Regions from separate parts of the Homo sapiens genome. Here regions 2 and 3 are each linked to region 1. The links are chromatin contacts, found by Hi-C or POLR2A ChIA-PET in ENCODE. All regions are on one chromosome and are shown on one strand. The core of a region is the stretch at or near the end of the contact, and the rest is flanking DNA. Distances in the headings are between cores, read along the strand shown. Region 1 overlaps UGCG (UDP-glucose ceramide glucosyltransferase). Region 2 has its middle 11 kb from the start of SHOC1. Region 3 holds the start of LINC02977 (long intergenic non-protein coding RNA 2977).

Region 1 (3,636 bases), core at 295-2,794:
AGCTTTCCCATGGGTGTAACTTTTCCCTTGTTTGCCTGACACTTATCTTTAATGTGTTTCGGCTTGCGTAATACACCGTCTCACAAAGGGACAGAAATTAATAGGTGCATATTTTACTAAAACACATACACTTATCGGACTATACACATGACTTTTTACTTAAATGATTTTAGCAAGAAGCCTTTCATATACTGAAATTATAACTTGCATTTTCGAACACTCATAATAGTTTCAGTGTTCTATAATATTTTCTTATATTCTAATTGCCTTAAGCTTCTCAACCCCAATACTGTTCACATTTTAGGCTTTGTTGTGGGAGCTGTCTTGTAGGATGTTTAGCAGCATGCCTGGTCTCTACCATGAGATGCCAGTAGTACCCCCTTCTCAGTAGTAAAAGCAAAAATATCTTCAGATGTTGCCGGATGTCCCCTGTGGGGCAGAATTGCCCCCAGTTGAGAAGCACTGACCTAGAATGAGTATTTAAGGTCCAAATACAACTTTTCTTTATACGGTAGATTTAGTTCTTAAAGACTTGGAGGAAATGAAAAATAAGGTCATGTAAAAATGATATGAGATGTTTGCTAAAGATTGGGCAATAATTTAAATTTTTTATTAGCTTAAAATGCAAATTAGAAAATGAACATAAATGTTGCACTCCTATGAGTTAATCAAGACCATTACAGATCTATCAGCTGGTCAGAGATGATGTTCATTCTTCATATTTGCTATCTTAAATTATTTACTATCATATGTTTTTCAGTGTACAGATCTCTGTTCAATATAATCACGTTCCATTCCTGTGTGGAAATCTGATACTCACAGAGAAAATAGTCTCATTTCCTATGGTTGGAGAGTAGAGAAGCCAGCACGAGAACTGAGGTCCTTTAGCCTCTGCTCCTGAGCCTTTTCCACTAGGACAGATTGTCCTTATTCCAAATTAGAAGTTCCAACAGGGGGTAACTTTTTCAAAGTATATTCTGCCTCTGGTACATAGTAGGTATATACTGGGCTAAAAAATGTATAAATTAGCTTTCGAGAATTAGGCCCTTTTGAAATTTTGTATTCTCCTCAGAAAGGTGGTTGAGATTCATTTTATTAGATCCATATGTTTAAAATAATGTATTTTATTAAGAATGTAATAACAATTCACAAAATATATTTTATATTAATGGGCATTCTACTAAAAACAAATTTTCTTTTCTCCCCCTCTCTGCCTTTTTTTTAAATTGTAGTAATTCCAGATACGCTTACTGACATGGTGAATCAAATGACAGAAAAAGTAGGCTTGGTTCACGGGCTGCCTTACGTAGCAGACAGACAGGGCTTTGCTGCCACCTTAGAGCAGGTGAGTATGGTGGTTATAAATCATGTTCATAGTATCAGACCCCTCATTTCCCAGAAGCTTGAGACTATGGGAGCTGGAATTAGGTATCTCAAGTTAACTGTATTAAGTCCATTTGGGAACCTGCTGTGTTCTAGAAGCCCTGAGTTGAGAGCAGCTGTTTTCATTAGTGAGGAAATTCTTGGGACCCTGACTGTACCCTGGCAGTGAACAGCTGTGCGCAGGAAATGCCTGCGGTCTTATTGCCAGCTGAACACAGTCTAACCTCTTGCCTTGTAGTATTCACTTCCTGTTCTAGAGTTCAGTTCTTTATATTGTTCTTTCAAACATTCGATCTGAAAAGAACCGCTGGCCCCCTCCCCCCAGCCTTTTTTTTTTTTTTTTTTTTTTTTTTTTTGCGACAGAGCCTTGCTCTGTTGCCCAGGCTGGAGTGCAGTGGCACGATCTCGGCTCACTGCAACCTCCACTTCCCAGGTTCAAACGATTCTTCTGCCTCAGCCTCCCAAGTAGCTGGGATTTCAGGTGTGCTACCACACCTGGCTAACTTTTGTATTTTTAGTAGAAATGGGGTTTCACCGTGTTGGCCAGGCCGGCCTCAAACTCCTGACCTCAAGTGATCTGCCTGCCTCAGCCTCCCAAAGTGCTGGGATTACGGGCATGAGCCACTGCGCCCAGCCCTCAAAAGAACCTTTTTAAAATACCACAAAGTATTTCAAATATACACAAAAGAAAATGTATTCATACAAGTCCTTATAAAACCTATTTGATGTCCTTTTAAAACATATTTCTAATAATTACCTGAGAAACTTATGTTTTCATTTTATTTTTTCTCCAACTTAGAAATAGTAACATCCATAGGAAACTATAAATAATGGAAAAGTATAAGATGCAAAAAAACAAAAACCAACAACCTAGAACCCTAACAATTACAGGAAGTTTATGGGGTTTTTTTGTTTTTTTTGTTTTGTTTTTTTTTTAGATGGAGTCTCGCTCTGTCGCCCAGGCTGGAGTGCAGTGGCGCGATCTCGGCTCACTGCAAGCTCCGCCTCCCGGGTTCACGCCATTCTCCTGCCTCAGCCTCCTGAGTAGCTGGGACTACAGGTGCCCGCCACCATGCCTGGCTAATTTTTTGTATTTTTGATAGAGACAGGTTTTCACCGTGTTAGCCAGGATGGTCTCGATCTCCTGACCTCGTGATCCACCCTCCTCTGCCTCCCAAAGTGCTGGGATTACAGGCGTGAGCCACCACGCCCGGCAGGAAGTTTCTGGTTTTAAAAATAAACATTGTATCATTTGGACACTTTGGAGTCTTTATTTCCCCCACCACCCCCTTCTGGGCCCTTTAGAAAACATTGTTGAGATAGTATTCTAAAAATAATCTGTATCTTATTTTTGTGACTTTGTAAGCTTTTCCCATATCATTAATAGCTTTTCATAAAAGTAATTTTTATTGGCTGTATCATAGGCCATCGTATGTGTGTCCTATGCTTGAGTTAATCATTCCTGTACTGTTAAACATTTGGGAGGAAAAATTTGTTGTAATGTTATAAGGACAGATATGTGATTTCAGTCTTTAAATATGTCAACTTGCTCTTAAGCATATCTGCATTTATATTCTTTTGAATTGCAGTCTTATGATTGCCACATATCTGAAGGGGTAAAGGTACATTGTGGGAACTTGCATCTGGCCTTTGGCAGTTTGAACCATGAGCTCTTTCTTAATATTGGCTGTAAATATATTTGTCCTACTGCAAGAAATTGTTAGTCTTAAATACCAGAATTTTTGTTTAGAAAAAGAAACTGAGTAGCCACTTTAAAATAAAATACAATGTGTTCTAGTATACCAAATTGTATTTTTGTCTTAGAAATATCCAAATTGATACAGATGTCAATAACATCTCTGTGATGTGTATGTCAATAAACATCTCCCAGAATACACCCATTGCCTTAGTGTAGGTTTAATCTCTGGAAGTCACTCTGCCATACTTAGAATTAATCATTCTCAACTGTAAAGAGCACATTCAGCTCAGTGACTAACATCTCATTCCTAAGACCTCAATAACTACTAAGGAATTAAGATATGTGCCTCTGTTCTTAGAAGTCAGGTTCAGTTCAGTCCCACAAACACTAGGGCTTCACTGGAGTCTGGGTTCAGGGTAGGTAGCAAGAATCATAATCATAATTGCCCCTTAGAATTCTCTTGCTCTGCACTGTGTGTGTAACTCCTAAGAAAGATGACTACTCTTTATTTCAGGCTAATTAGAAAAGGCAACATATCTGAGGTGTAAATAATA
Region 2 (3,636 bases), core at 826-3,325, 120 kb before region 1:
GGGAGGCGGAAGTTGCAGTGAGCTGAGATGGTGCCATTGCCCTCCAGCCTGGGGGACAAAGCGGGACTCCGTCTCAAAAAAAAAAAAAAAAAAAAAACTGGGGGAAAGGGTCCTGATATCTAAATAGGTAGAGGCCAAGAATGTTACTAAATGCCCTGCAATGAACAGAACAGACTCCATGCTCCCGGAGAATGATGTGTTCCAAAATAAGAATAGTATTTACTACTGATTAAAGGAAATTTAAGAAATCTTGATCTAGACTAATCTAGTCCCATACTCTTCACACTCTTCTAGTCGTATATATGAAACCTACCTCATTTCCTGCAGGTGACCTCACATTCTGCTTGAGTGGGAGGTTGTCTCTTTTTATCTCATAATGTCTATTTAGCCTCATTTGGCATTTTCTTACTCTCTTCTTTCTGTTTTCGTTCTAAGATATTCTCTTTCAATCTCTGTGACTTATCTTATTCCCCAAATTATTTATACTGACAAAAATGCATTCTGTATCACAGAATACAAACAGATAAAAAGGCAGAGTACTATTTCCCTTAGATGCAATATCTCATCCCCACTCACCTCCTCCAGAATTTAGTTCGTAGGTGTTTTCCTGTCATGTACATCTTCATTTCCTCTCCTATAATGGATTTTCTGTGTCTAAAACGTGGTTCATTATATTCTATCCTAAAATATTTTCTAACACTCTTATTTTGAACCTTCTACTTTTAAATTTTTCTGTATTCCCTATGACTCCACTACCTCTTTCCTAGACTACTGTAATTTTCTCCTAGCTGTTCTCCCAGCCTCTAATCTAGTGTACATAGTGCTGTAGAATAAAATTATATTCACTACTCTAATTAAAGTCCTTCAGTAGTTAACCAATAATAACTTTGATATGTCAAGCATCTCCTATTTTCAAGGTACTAAGCTTGGTACTTAGGTTAGTATTAGTCTCTCTATTATATGAAAGAGGAAACTGAGGTTTAAAGAGGTCAAGTGGCTTGCTCAAAACTGCATAGCTAGGAAGTGAGGGGCCAACCCAAGTCTAATGCCAAAGTTTGCACATTTCATACAACTCTATTTCCTAAGGAATGAATTCTAAACTCCTTAGCGTGGTCTTCAGGACTCTTTGTGATTTGGTTCCAAGCTTTTTCTGGCTACTGCTGACCTTCGTCCACCCCACACTATTGTTAAATTACTGTTGTTTTCCCTATACTATCTTTGCTTTCATTTCTCCTGTTTGCCCCTTCTCATATTGTATTGTCTTAGTCCATTTTCTATTGCTTATAACCAAATACCTGAAAATGAGTTATTTATAAGAAAAGGAACTTATTTTTTAGTTATGGAGGTTGAGCAGTCCAAATCAAGGGGTCGCATTTGGTGAGAGTCTTCTTGCTGGTGGGAACTCTGCAAAGTCCCCAGGTGGTACAGGTTATCACATGGCCAGGGGGATTAGCATGGTAGATCAGGTCTCTCTTCTTCTTAAGAAGCTACCAATCCCACTCCCATGATAACCTATTAATTCATGAATGGGTTAATCCATTCATGAAGGCAGAGCCCGCATGATCCAATCACCTCCTACAGGCCCCTTCTCTCAATACTGCCACACTGGGGATTAAATTTCAACATCAGTTTTGGAATGAACAAATATTCAAACCATAGCATATACCCTCTATCTACATTATCTTTCTCACACATCCCCATAGGTCCAAGCACTTACCCATCTTTCAAAGCCCAATTCAAGCTTCCCAGCTAAATTCCCTGATCTTCTCTGATCGGTTCTTTTGTTTTTACTGGTAGAGCTTTTCTCACTTTCAAATTTTGTTATCATTAATTGTATGTATGCTCTTTTGTCCTTCTTCTACTCAGGCCTCCTTTAGAGCAGGGAATTTGTTATGTGATGTAACATTTTTGTGTAGCATTTTACAAACACTCTTTCACGTGTGTTAAGAACGTGGCAAAGAGTCGGAGCTCAGTAAATGTTTATTTGGTTCTAATCTTCATAGCAACTCTCCAAGGTATTATTATGCTTTACTAATAGTAAGGAAACTAAAGCTCAGAGATGTTAAGTGACCTGCCCAAGGGCATAAATGTTCCAGGATGACACAAGCTCCAACTGGAAAGTTCTGTCTCCAGTTGAAAGTTATTTCTACTACCTTACCTATGGCATCAGAGTTTTGTTTCCCCATGTATATCCTATCTCGATACCGTGGTAAATGTATGAGTAAATGTCTGTTAAGATTCTTTCATGAGAATCATGAGAGATTTATTGGTCACCAAAAAGAAAAGTATTTGAGGATATGACTCATTCTCACACGTAGTATTTATTATTCACTTACACAGAAGGAAAACAACCCTCCCATTCTGATAAAATATCTTAGGCAACATTATGTTGAGGTCTGTATTCTCCACGTAAGAACACCAGTGTTTACACACCTTTAACAAACAAGCTCTTATATTTCATTTAAAATCAGTAGCTAGTAAGAAACTTGAGGAAATAATTTTTTCATCTTTTTTCATTTTTACGTAGCCAAATTATCATTCTCTTTCTTATAGTTTCTGCCTTTAGGGCCATATTTAGAAACTTTTCCAGCAGTGGTGTGAGTTGCCAGCAACTCAATCACTTTGCAAGTGTACAGCTGCCTCCCTGTCTCTGCTAATAGAATCTTCAGCTATACAGACAACTCTATGATGAGCAGAGGGCCTCTAATAATCTCTAGTCCTAGTTGTATTGTATAAAATCCTTGTCCTTGGAGAGGGCTGAGCATTCTGTAGGTCCATGCCAATGGGAAGAACCTCTTACCAAAGACTTACAATAATGTGGATATCAAGGAAGCATAAAAAGCCAACGGTAGAGTGAAGAGCCAATGTGGATAAGTTTGAGGGGTTTAAAATGTCATCAAATCCAAAAGGCAGGCTAGAAATAGATTTCCAAACACTGGATATGCAGACCTAGTGATCACCAAAGTGTGATTACTTAAAACTATGCCCTTGCCAGGTGCAGTGGCTTATGCCTATAATCCCAGCACTTTGGGAGGCCGAAGTGGGTGGATCACTTGAGTCCAGGAGTTCGAGACCAGCCTGGGCAACATGGTGGAATCCTGTCTCTACAAAAAATACAAAAATTAGCTGGGCATGGTGGCGCATGCCTGTAGTCCCAGCTACTCAGGAGGCTGAGATGGGAGGATCGCCTGAGCACAGGAGGCAGAGATTGCAATGAGTCAATGTCGTACCACTGCACTCCAGCCTAGGTAACAGAGCAAGATCCTGTCTCAAAAATAAAATAAAATTATACCCTCAAATTCTTTGACATTCCTCTGATTTAGGGGTAGATCTGTCCCTTCCTCTTGCATCTAGGTAGGCTTAGTAATGCATCAACCAACAGAGTATGGTGGGAAATGAGGCTGTGGATATTCAAGGCTGGGTCAATGCAGTTTCTGATTCATTCACTCACTCTTAAAGCCTTGAGCCATACAAGAAGCCTGACTAGCCTGAAACTAACAAGCTGTAAGAAGCCAAGTTATATGGGGCTCTGGTTCTTAGCCCTCATCTTCAAGTCATTCCAGCCAAAGTGTCAGACGTGAGCAAAACAATTTTCAGATTATTCCAGTTTGGTCATTTTGCTCCTTGTAGGGAGGT
Region 3 (3,636 bases), core at 764-3,263, 110 kb after region 1:
GCTCCATAGCTAGCTCAAGGGCTTTCAAATGCCAGAAAAGAGAACTAGGGCAGCCAGAAGACTTGGCCCCACAATTCAAGTATTAACACTGAGCAATTCTGTGTTATAATTTGCAGCAGTTAGAGGAAATCCCAAAGTCCACGTTTTTGTTATTTCAGTAAATTTTTTTGGATCTCACTCTGTCACCCAGGCGGGAGTGCAGTGGTGTCACCACGGCTCACTGCAACCTCAGACTCCTGGGCTCAAGCGATCCTCCTGCCTCAGCCTCCTGAGTAGCTGGGACTACAAGTGCACGCCACCATGCCCGGCTAATTTTTAAAACTTTTTTTGCAGACATGGGGTCTCGCTATGTTGCCAGGGCTGGTCTTGAAGACCTCCCAAAGTTTAGTAATCTTATATGAACTGCTTTTACTTTTCTGCATTGTACCCAGAAGGTGATGTTTTACTTAATATTTAGTCAGTTATTTTAACCAGAAACTTTTAATACTAAGCAAGGGGGATTTCTTCCTTTCTATCACAATTATACTACATTCCATGTGGACAACTGTATCTCTGGCAGTTAATTCTAGAGGTGGAAATTAGGGAAGGGGGTAGTATGGAAGCATACAGCATTTACAAAACTGGCAAAAAATAAAATAAGTCAAGGGGAGGCTCAGATTCTTTCTTTGGACAAAGGTGGGCTTTGAGGAAAGATCCTCACTCATCAGAGGCCGAGCCCTACACTAACCACAGTAATTTGTATTGATACCCAATTTAGTTCAGGAGCTATAAAAATGTATGTTTGCGGCCAGGCGTGGTGGTTCATGCCTGTAATACCAGCACTTTGGGAGGCCAAGGCGGGTGGATCACGAGGTCATGAGATCGAGACCATCCTGGCTAACACGGTGAAACCCCATCTCTACTAAAAATACAAAAAATTAGCTGGGCACGGTGGCGGATACCTGTAGTCCCAGCTACTCCAGAGGCTGAGGCAGGAGAATGGCGTGAACCCGGGAGGCGGAGCTTGCAGTGAGTCGAGATAGCGCCACTACACTCCCGCCTGGGAGAAAGAGTGAGACTCCGTCTCAAAAAAAAAAAAAAGTATGTTTGCATTATTGCACATAAAAATTAAAAATTGAGAGCTATTTGTATTCATCTATTGAGAGAAACGGTCTCTGGGGGTTAGGATGGGGACCTGTCCCCATTATAGACCCGTTCTGGTCTATAATTTACCTAAGACGAGAGCAGAAAGGGTTTTAAATGCTGATCCTAAGTTGTCGTCGGAGGGCAGTACCCCAGAGGACAGGGGAATCATTCCTAACACTGGCAGGGGCCAGAGGCTGACAGCTGGCATTGAACACCTGAATGTCAGGATATTACTCGCCTCTCTCTAATTCTTCCCAATAGAGCGGATACACTCTGGACTCCCTGGGGTGGAGCAGCTACATGGGCAGTTTGTACTTGTTCCTCTTGTCTCTTCATCTGCCCATAAGCCCAAGGCACTCAGAGTCTTCCCTCACTGACACCCAGCAAGCCGGTGAACACACCGGCCCACTGCATTGGGAAGCCCTTTCCTTTTGCTAAGGACTGCATTCGTCTATGCTGCATCTTGAGGCTGTGCAGTATCACCTCCCCTCCTCCATGGTTTTTCTTCTCTAGGCCTAGCAGGCAAGGGAGAAGGAGAGATGCCAGAAGCCTCTGTCTTTCCTTCCCCATTCGTTTCTTACTGAGTCTTGGAGTTAAATTGTTAGTTAGTGCCGGGCGTGTGGCTCACACCTGTAATCTCAGCACTTTGGGAGGCAAAGGTGGGCGAATCAACTGAGATCAGGAGTTTGAAACCACCCTGGCCAACATGGTGAAACTCCATCTCTACTAAACATACAAAAATTACCTGGGCGTGGTGGGGGGGCCCTGTGGTCCCAGCTACATGGGAGGCTGAGGCAGGAGAATCACTTGAACCCGGGAGGCAGAGGTTGCAGTGAGCTGAGATCACGCCACTTCCCTCCAGCCTGGGCAACAGAGTGGGAGTCCATCTCAAAAAAAAAAAAAAAAAAAAGAGGAAAGAATGCCAATTCATGATTTAAAAGTAAAATCAAATAGACTCCAGCTGTCAACTTAGCATATTCACAGTAGGTCCAGCACCGCTTATATCTAATGTTTCATAGTTCATAATGGAGTAACATTCATAGTTACTGAAGTTTAGATAAAAGAAGTGTCACCCTCTATGGCAACCCCTCCCCTGAAACACACATGGACTCTAGTCTAGCCATGGGCTCAATACTGTTTTAAGCATTGCTACTACACTACCACCAAATCTCAGTTTCTAACAGGGGGCAAAGAGCATTTTTAGAAGACGCTTAGTAACAGAAAAATTAACCAAGGGAAGAACAATCTTAATTACGGGATATTTTTACTGGAATGTAGACATTACTTTTGAATATATAGGACAATAGAAATTGCATCAAAGCAATGCTGCCTAACAGACACAGCAGGAAACTTATTGGCATGGCCAGGCTAGTATATTTTCTCATTAGTATATCAACTAATTATAGGAAAAGTACTGTTTCTAAAGTGCTTGAAACATTTGCCTACGTCACTGTTCTCTTTTTCAATGACCTCCTTCATAAAGTCAAACTCTAGCCCAAACTTAAGCCCATCTCACTGCATATTGTAAAGAATGGATTCTGAATGAATTAACAGAAATGCTTTTATATAGGAGGTTGCAGAGATTCTCTTGCAGTCAATGTCTAGAGGAGCTGACCCTCAGGCATCACTCAGAGGAAGTCCCAGCCAAGATTCACAGATCTGTATGTAGCCTTCGGTCAATATCACAGTGTACATCAGGAGTCTCAAGTTCATTGCACAGAACTGGTCCTGTAGCAGGGAAGACTCAGAATTCCTGAGTTTTCTCCTTATGGTGACTCCTCAGGGATAGCCACCATCTTAAATCCAGGAATGGGGCCCAGCTGGGAATGGAGAAAGTTGCAGGCCCACATGCTCCCTGGACGGAAGTCACACGGAGCCTCTGTGCGGGCACCTGAGAAGCTGCCAGAACACCTGCCCAGCAGCAGTGCATCCTCCCCACTCAGTGTCCATCTGCCATCTAGACATGGAGGAGGAAAAGAAAAGAGACAAATATGAACACACTTTGGTTTTCCCACTGTGCATCTCTATGCACAGCTCACACGCACACCCATGGGAGGAGGCGAGGGGGAGCAGCATGGAAGCTCAGCCACCCCTCTGTGTGTGGCCAGGGCAGCCATCACTGGTCCTGCTCTTTTCCTGGGAAGGCATCCCCCATGCTACCTGGAGGTACAGGGTTAGTCATGCCTTTCACCGCTGAGTGTGCTCTGCTGAGCCAAGGACAACCTCCACCCACACTCCCTTTGACTCCCCTCATCCCCAGCTGTTCTTCGTGACTCTGACCCATCCTCCCCTCCATTCCAGTCATTTCTCAAAAATGACACCCTCACATACCACACCGCTGAGAAGGAGAGGAATGTGAGAATGATCACAACAGCCAGGGAACCCAGTCCAACACCCGCCATCTGCAGCAGCATGAGTGACGAATCTGTGGGACAAAACCACAGGCTTAGCCCAGAGTGCACGGCATCACCACCTCCCAGGAGGCACACACCCCACTGTGCTCAATCCATT

The links. Hi-C counts contacts between places; a loop is a spot of excess contacts on that map. ChIA-PET counts read pairs that join two places held with the same protein, here RNA polymerase II (POLR2A). Pooled maps may share reads with other maps.
Region 2: a pooled map shows a loop between it and region 1 (2.4-fold over the local background). The contact joins two enhancer-like sites. A Hi-C loop is called at or near these places in 7 of 50 pooled maps. POLR2A ChIA-PET finds 5 or more read pairs at or near these places in 3 of 52 experiments (AG04450, PC-9 and endothelial cell of umbilical vein).
Region 3: a loop to region 1 is called in a map of CD8-positive, alpha-beta T cell, with 9 times the contacts of the local background. The contact joins the promoter of LINC02977 here to the enhancer-like site in region 1. A Hi-C loop is called at or near these places in 11 of 168 maps with a recorded cell type or tissue (B cell, CD4-positive, alpha-beta T cell, CD4-positive, alpha-beta memory T cell and 5 more), 32 of 37 single-sample maps with no recorded cell type and 18 of 50 pooled maps. POLR2A ChIA-PET finds 5 or more read pairs at or near these places in 13 of 52 experiments (AG04449, AG04450, CD4-positive, alpha-beta T cell and 10 more).

Annotation. Positions count from the first base shown.
Region 1 is chr9:111,925,152-111,928,787 of GRCh38, forward strand. It overlaps UGCG (UDP-glucose ceramide glucosyltransferase), which reads left to right. Exons shown (of 9, transcript NM_003358.3): 5 at 1,233-1,345. Among named protein-coding and RNA genes, the nearest start is that of MIR4668, 5.1 kb to the right of the region's middle. RefSeq lists a silencer at 1,487-1,646. Within about 2 kb of position 1,545, at least 17 of the 41 ENCODE cell types and tissues checked have a DNase peak (open chromatin) inside an H3K27ac peak, as active enhancers do; they include B cell, CD8-positive, alpha-beta T cell, GM12878 and 1 more, where a contact is called at or near this core.
Region 2 is chr9:111,803,801-111,807,436 of GRCh38, forward strand. No RefSeq gene overlaps it. Among named protein-coding and RNA genes, the nearest start is that of SHOC1, 11 kb to the left of the region's middle. Within about 2 kb of position 2,076, at least 5 of the 41 ENCODE cell types and tissues checked have a DNase peak (open chromatin) inside an H3K27ac peak, as active enhancers do; they include endothelial cell of umbilical vein, where a contact is called at or near this core.
Region 3 is chr9:112,038,411-112,042,046 of GRCh38, forward strand. LINC02977 (long intergenic non-protein coding RNA 2977) reads right to left here and starts at 2,014. Exons shown (of 3, transcript NR_186812.1): 1 at 1-2,014. SUSD1 (sushi domain containing 1) reads right to left here. Exons shown (of 17, transcript NM_022486.5): 16 at 3,457-3,550; 17 at 2,373-3,082. The coding sequence ends at 3,082. RefSeq lists enhancers at 2,622-3,261, 2,657-3,636, 3,262-3,636.